Regions from separate parts of the Homo sapiens genome. Here region 2 is linked to region 1. The links are chromatin contacts, found by Hi-C or POLR2A ChIA-PET in ENCODE. All regions are on one chromosome and are shown on one strand. Each heading gives the region's core, a stretch centred on a gene start or an enhancer-like site at or near the end of the contact. The rest is flanking DNA. Distances are from core to core; before and after follow the strand shown.

Region 1 (2,736 bases), core at 163-2,662:
TGCTGTGGCTCCCAGCGCGGGCCAAGCCTCAGAGTGGCCCTACAACCTTCTTATCCCATAGCACTCCTATGGAGAACATCCCACTTTCTAGAGTAAGCTGATCCTGTACTTCGACTAAGCCAAAGGTCTGGGGTAAGAGCAGAGGCCCATGCATCTCCCTTGATACCTGCCCTCCACCTCTGGACCACCAGGCCCCAGGCCAACAGGACTGGCATTCGCTGGGCACTGGCCACCCTGGACACTGCACTGGGCTTGCTCACATGCCCTGACATGGGCATCACTAGCCCATCCTACAGGGGGGTTAAGCAGCCTGTCTGGTGTGATCAAGCTGGTAGGGCCCCCCTGTATCTGACTCCAGACCCCGTGCCCTGAGGGCACCTGCACCGCTGGGGCTCCATCACCGCTGGTCTCACACAGTGCTGGCCTGGCTGCCGGGAGTGGGGGGACCCGGGAGCAGGCTGAAGCTGTGCCCTCTGGCTGGCCTGACGGGGGTCTGCTGGGCATGGACCCCTGCGTCAGGTTTGTGGCTGGCGTGCACGTTCCCAATTAAGCCGAGTAAATATTTACAGCCATTACGGCCATTGATCGCCTTCGATCCTGGGTGCTGCTGTGAGATGCCCCTGCTTACTCATGCTTTCTTAAAAACAGCTCTTCCCTGCGCGTCTTTAATAATTCAACTCCTAATTGTCTCCAAACGCAAACCTGAAAATGCCAACTCAGGGCCTTCGCCCCCGCTCTGGTCCCCCTCTCGTCCCCTCTGCCGGAGGCCCCTCTCCCCATTTCTGCTGCAGATCCTGGCCTCCCTGCCCTGCCTCTGACCACTTCTAGGAGGGACTCAGGACGTCCCTCACCTCCGGCCGCAGCCACCGCCAGCTGCCGCAGCAGAAGTGAGCTGGGAGTAATTGAGTTGCAGGGCTGGGGTGAGAAGAGGCAGGAGCAGGAAGGTCTGGCCGCGGCTCCCCAGGGTGCCCTGAAGTGATACTGGGCAGGGAGGGGCAGGGACCTGGGGCATCTCGAGGTGACAGGGGAGGCTGATTCTGAATGGGTCCCTGGACAGGCCTCAGCCCAGACCTCCCCTGCCAAGGGCTGGGGGTGGAGGTGAAGCCAAATCAATATTTATAGCATCTCCTGGGCACCAGGTCTCCTGGCTGGGGCTGCTCCCCAGTGGCCTCTGAGGGCCATCCCATATGGGGTGGAGTCTAGGGGACTGCGTTGTGTCCCAGCCCTGCTCTCAGGGCAGGGTGACCAGGCGCTCCCAAGAGCTCCACTACCAACTTCACTTGCCTCTCCCTCGAGGCCCAGTCCGGGTCACACATTGGTGCTAAGGGAGACTCACCCGTCCGTACCCCCCAGGGCAGCTGCCCAGTGTAAAACTCTCACAGCCAGACAAACACCACAAGGGGCGTGAGAGGACAGGCACACAGTCACTAGAACTGCAGCTGGCCTGGAGCCAGTGGCCACCGATGCAGAGGGCCCTTTCAGCCAGGGTGCCGGGGCTGTGGCTCCCAATCCCAGTTCACTGGGCTGGCACTGATCCCTCCTCTGCTCTCTGGTCTGAGAACATCCCATTGTGAAGCCGTGGGTCTCCTTGCCTCCTCTGGCAGGCAATGTCCCAGGCTCTGGGGACACAGCAGGGAACCAGACAGAATAAAAACCCCTAGAGCTTATAGGCTATAAAATGAGATTGATGAGTAAACGATATATTGCAAGGGAATAGGGCTGCAGAAATTACCTAGGACTGGGAAGAAGGGAGGGGTGCCTAGGGCAGGGCCTGCAGGGCACATGGCGTTCAAATACAGATCCGAGGGGTGAGGGAGAGTGAAAGGGAAGCTGTCCAGGCAGGCAGAGGGGCAGCAAGGGCCAGAGCTCAGGGTGAGGTGAGCTGGCAGGAGAGGCCCCTCCTGCTGATGAGGGGTGGAGGCTGAGCCCGAGGGGTAGGCGAGGGAGTGGCAGGGATTTGTGGCTGTCCAGGGTGGCAGCGGAGGCGGGAGGGAGCAGCGGTACATTTGGAGGCACTCTGAAGATGGGACCGAAAGGATTTGCAGATGTCCTGGGTGTCTGTTGCGTGAGAACGAGAGGAGTCAGGCCAAGGCTTTTGTCCTGAGCTGCTGGAAGAACCAAGCTGTTATTCACTGTGGTGGGAAAAACAGAAGCTGGCCTGGCGTGAGGGGAGGAGGGGGCTTGGTGGTAGCATTTCAAGTCTGAGACATCTAAAGAGATCCTAGCAGAGGCTTCAAGGAGGCAGGTGGGATCTGCAAGGGTTGGAAGTGGAGGGATACATTTGGGGGTCATCAGCACATAGACGGATTTGAAGCCAAAAGACCGAGCAGAAGAGGCCCAGGACTGAGCCAGTCGTGCACGCTGATGTCTAAAGGCCTCCTTGCTCCCGCTGCCTGCGCCCATCCTCAGAGCTTGGCTTGGACATTTGCAGAAGGCTGCTATTGTTTCTTCTGTTCAGAAAGACACCTATCCACATTCCAAAGAGCGCCCCACATCCTGTTCTGCCATCGGTAGCCACGAGGGCTCCCAGCTTCTTACCCGATCCAGCTGGCCAGTCACGACAGGAATACCCACTGGCCAGGGCAGGTGCCCGACCCAGGCTGGGCCAAGGAGATCCCTTCTCAGATATTTTGACAGTGGGAGGCCCTGTGACTGGGATGCAGAGGCTGTGACATGCAGGCCTGGGCAACTTCTTGTAGCCAACCATGAAGCCACATGGAAGAAGCCACTTGAGTA
Region 2 (2,736 bases), core at 64-2,563, 54 kb after region 1:
GCCAGCCAGAGGGAGAGGGTCACCGTGGGGAGGCACCAGAGCTTCCGCAGTGTTGCTGCTGGCCCTTCCAGAGAGCACCTCAGGGGGCAGGATGCTGGGCCTCCAGCGCCTCTATTGCCCCACTCCCAGAGCAGTCCTGGTTAGCGCCCACCTCCTCTGGAGGCCAGCCGGGATCGCCTTCATCAGCTCATCCCAGATGGGCTTGCAGTCAGGAGTGGGGTTGAAGACAGGCTGTGCCTCACCAGCTGGGGACCTCGGACCAGCTACTTCACCTCCCTGTCCCCCAGCTCCCTGCACCCAATAAGACAGACAGACAGGCAGTCGCTGCAGGCTCCGAGTCCCTGGCGGGAATCTGCTCAAGGGGGTCGGATTTGGAGCCCACCCAGCACCTGAAGGCCTCCCTTCCTCTCTCCATGCAGGATGAGAACATCATGAGCTCCATGCAGCTGTTTGAGAATGTCATCTAGGACACGTCCAAAGGAGTGCATGGCCACAGCCACCTCCACCCCCAAGAAACCTCCATCCTGCCAGGAGCAGCCTCCAAGAAACTTTTAAAAAATAGATTTGCAAAAAGTGAACAGATTGCTACACACACACACACACACACACACACACACACACACAGCCATTCATCTGGGCTGGCAGAGGGGACAGAGTTCAGGGAGGGGCTGAGTCTGGCTAGGGGCCGAGTCCAGGAGCCCCAGCCAGCCCTTCCCAGGCCAGCGAGGCGAGGCTGCCTCTGGGTGAGTGGCTGACAGAGCAGGTCTGCAGGCCACCAGCTGCTGGATGTCACCAAGAAGGGGCTCGAGTGCCCCTGCAGGGGAGGGTCCAATCTCCGGTGTGAGCCCACCTCGTCCCGTTCTCCATTCTGCTTTCTTGCCACACAGTGGGCCGGCCCCAGGCTCCCCTGGTCTCCTCCCCGTAGCCACTCTCTGCCCACTACCTATGCTTCTAGAAAGCCCCTCACCTCAGGACCCCAGAGGGACCAGCTGGGGGGCAGGGGGGAGAGGGGGTAATGGAGGCCAAGCCTGCAGCTTTCTGGAAATTCTTCCCTGGGGGTCCCAGGATCCCCTGCTACTCCACTGACCTGGAAGAGCTGGGTACCAGGCCACCCACTGTGGGGCAAGCCTGAGTGGTGAGGGGCCACTGGGCCCCATTCTCCCTCCATGGCAGGAAGGCGGGGGATTTCAAGTTTAGGGATTGGGTCGTGGTGGAGAATCTGAGGGCACTCTCTGCCAGCTCCACAGGGTGGGATGAGCCTCTCCTTGCCCCAGTCCTGGTTCAGTGGGAATGCAGTGGGTGGGGCTGTACACACCCTCCAGCACAGACTGTTCCCTCCAAGGTCCTCTTAGGTCCCGGGAGGAACGTGGTTCAGAGACTGGCAGCCAGGGAGCCCGGGGCAGAGCTCAGAGGAGTCTGGGAAGGGGCGTGTCCCTCCTCTTCCTGTAGTGCCCCTCCCATGGCCCAGCAGCTTGGCTGAGCCCCCTCTCCTGAAGCAGTGTCGCCGTCCCTCTGCCTTGCACAAAAAGCACAAGCATTCCTTAGCAGCTCAGGCGCAGCCCTAGTGGGAGCCCAGCACACTGCTTCTCGGAGGCCAGGCCCTCCTGCTGGCTGAGGCTTGGGCCCAGTAGCCCCAATATGGTGGCCCTGGGGAAGAGGCCTTGGGGGTCTGCTCTGTGCCTGGGATCAGTGGGGCCCCAAAGCCCAGCCCGGCTGACCAACATTCAAAAGCACAAACCCTGGGGACTCTGCTTGGCTGTCCCCTCCATCTGGGGATGGAGAATGCCAGCCCAAAGCTGGAGCCAATGGTGAGGGCTGAGAGGGCTGTGGCTGGGTGGTCAGCAGAAACCCCCAGGAGGAGAGAGATGCTGCTCCCGCCTGATTGGGGCCTCACCCAGAAGGAACCCGGTCCCAGGCCGCATGGCCCCTCCAGGAACATTCCCACATAATACATTCCATCACAGCCAGCCCAGCTCCACTCAGGGCTGGCCCGGGGAGTCCCCGTGTGCCCCAAGAGGCTAGCCCCAGGGTGAGCAGGGCCCTCAGAGGAAAGGCAGTATGGCGGAGGCCATGGGGGCCCCTCGGCATTCACACACAGCCTGGCCTCCCCTGCGGAGCTGCATGGACGCCTGGCTCCAGGCTCCAGGCTGACTGGGGGCCTCTGCCTCCAGGAGGGCATCAGCTTTCCCTGGCTCAGGGATCTTCTCCCTCCCCTCACCCGCTGCCCAGCCCTCCCAGCTGGTGTCACTCTGCCTCTAAGGCCAAGGCCTCAGGAGAGCATCACCACCACACCCCTGCCGGCCTTGGCCTTGGGGCCAGACTGGCTGCACAGCCCAACCAGGAGGGGTCTGCCTCCCACGCTGGGACACAGACCGGCCGCATGTCTGCATGGCAGAAGCGTCTCCCTTGGCCACGGCCTGGGAGGGTGGTTCCTGTTCTCAGCATCCACTAATATTCAGTCCTGTATATTTTAATAAAATAAACTTGACAAAGGAGAGGGATTCCTGTTGGCTTTATCCTAGCTCTGAACTTCAGCTCAGCTCTTCCCACCCCTGCTGCCATTAGCCGTGGATCCTGCCTGGTGCTGTGCTGGTAAATGTTTGACAGCTGGCTCTGGGGGCAGAGAATGCCGCTCAAATTCTCAGGCTCACAGTGTGACCTCACTGAGGCCGAGTGAGGCCGAGATGCACACAGTGGGCCTTTGTGGCCTTCATGGGAAGCGCCAGCCCTGCAGCC

The links. A loop is a pair of places that touch in the nucleus more often than their neighbours do. ChIA-PET counts read pairs that join two places held with the same protein, here RNA polymerase II (POLR2A). Pooled maps may share reads with other maps.
Region 2: a loop to region 1 is called in a map of PC-3, with 2.5 times the contacts of the local background. The contact joins two enhancer-like sites. A Hi-C loop is called at or near these places in 14 of 168 maps with a recorded cell type or tissue (K562, PC-3, Right ventricle myocardium inferior and 9 more) and 12 of 50 pooled maps. POLR2A ChIA-PET finds 5 or more read pairs at or near these places in 2 of 52 experiments (K562 and MCF 10A).

The regions. Positions count from the first base shown.
Region 1 is chr2:95,329,204-95,331,939 of GRCh38, forward strand. The region is part of intron 2 of KCNIP3 (potassium voltage-gated channel interacting protein 3); the gene reads left to right. Among named protein-coding and RNA genes, the nearest start is that of KCNIP3, 33 kb to the left of the region's middle. RefSeq lists enhancers at 1,338-1,839, 1,840-2,339. Within about 2 kb of position 1,413, at least 3 of the 41 ENCODE cell types and tissues checked have a DNase peak (open chromatin) inside an H3K27ac peak, as active enhancers do; they include thyroid gland, where a contact is called at or near this core.
Region 2 is chr2:95,383,583-95,386,318 of GRCh38, forward strand. It overlaps KCNIP3 (potassium voltage-gated channel interacting protein 3), which reads left to right. Exons shown (of 9, transcript NM_013434.5): 9 at 420-2,495. The coding sequence ends at 467. Among named protein-coding and RNA genes, the nearest start is that of FAHD2A, 18 kb to the right of the region's middle. RefSeq lists an enhancer at 1,785-2,685 and a silencer at 2,119-2,413. Within about 2 kb of position 1,314, at least 5 of the 41 ENCODE cell types and tissues checked have a DNase peak (open chromatin) inside an H3K27ac peak, as active enhancers do; they include thyroid gland, where a contact is called at or near this core.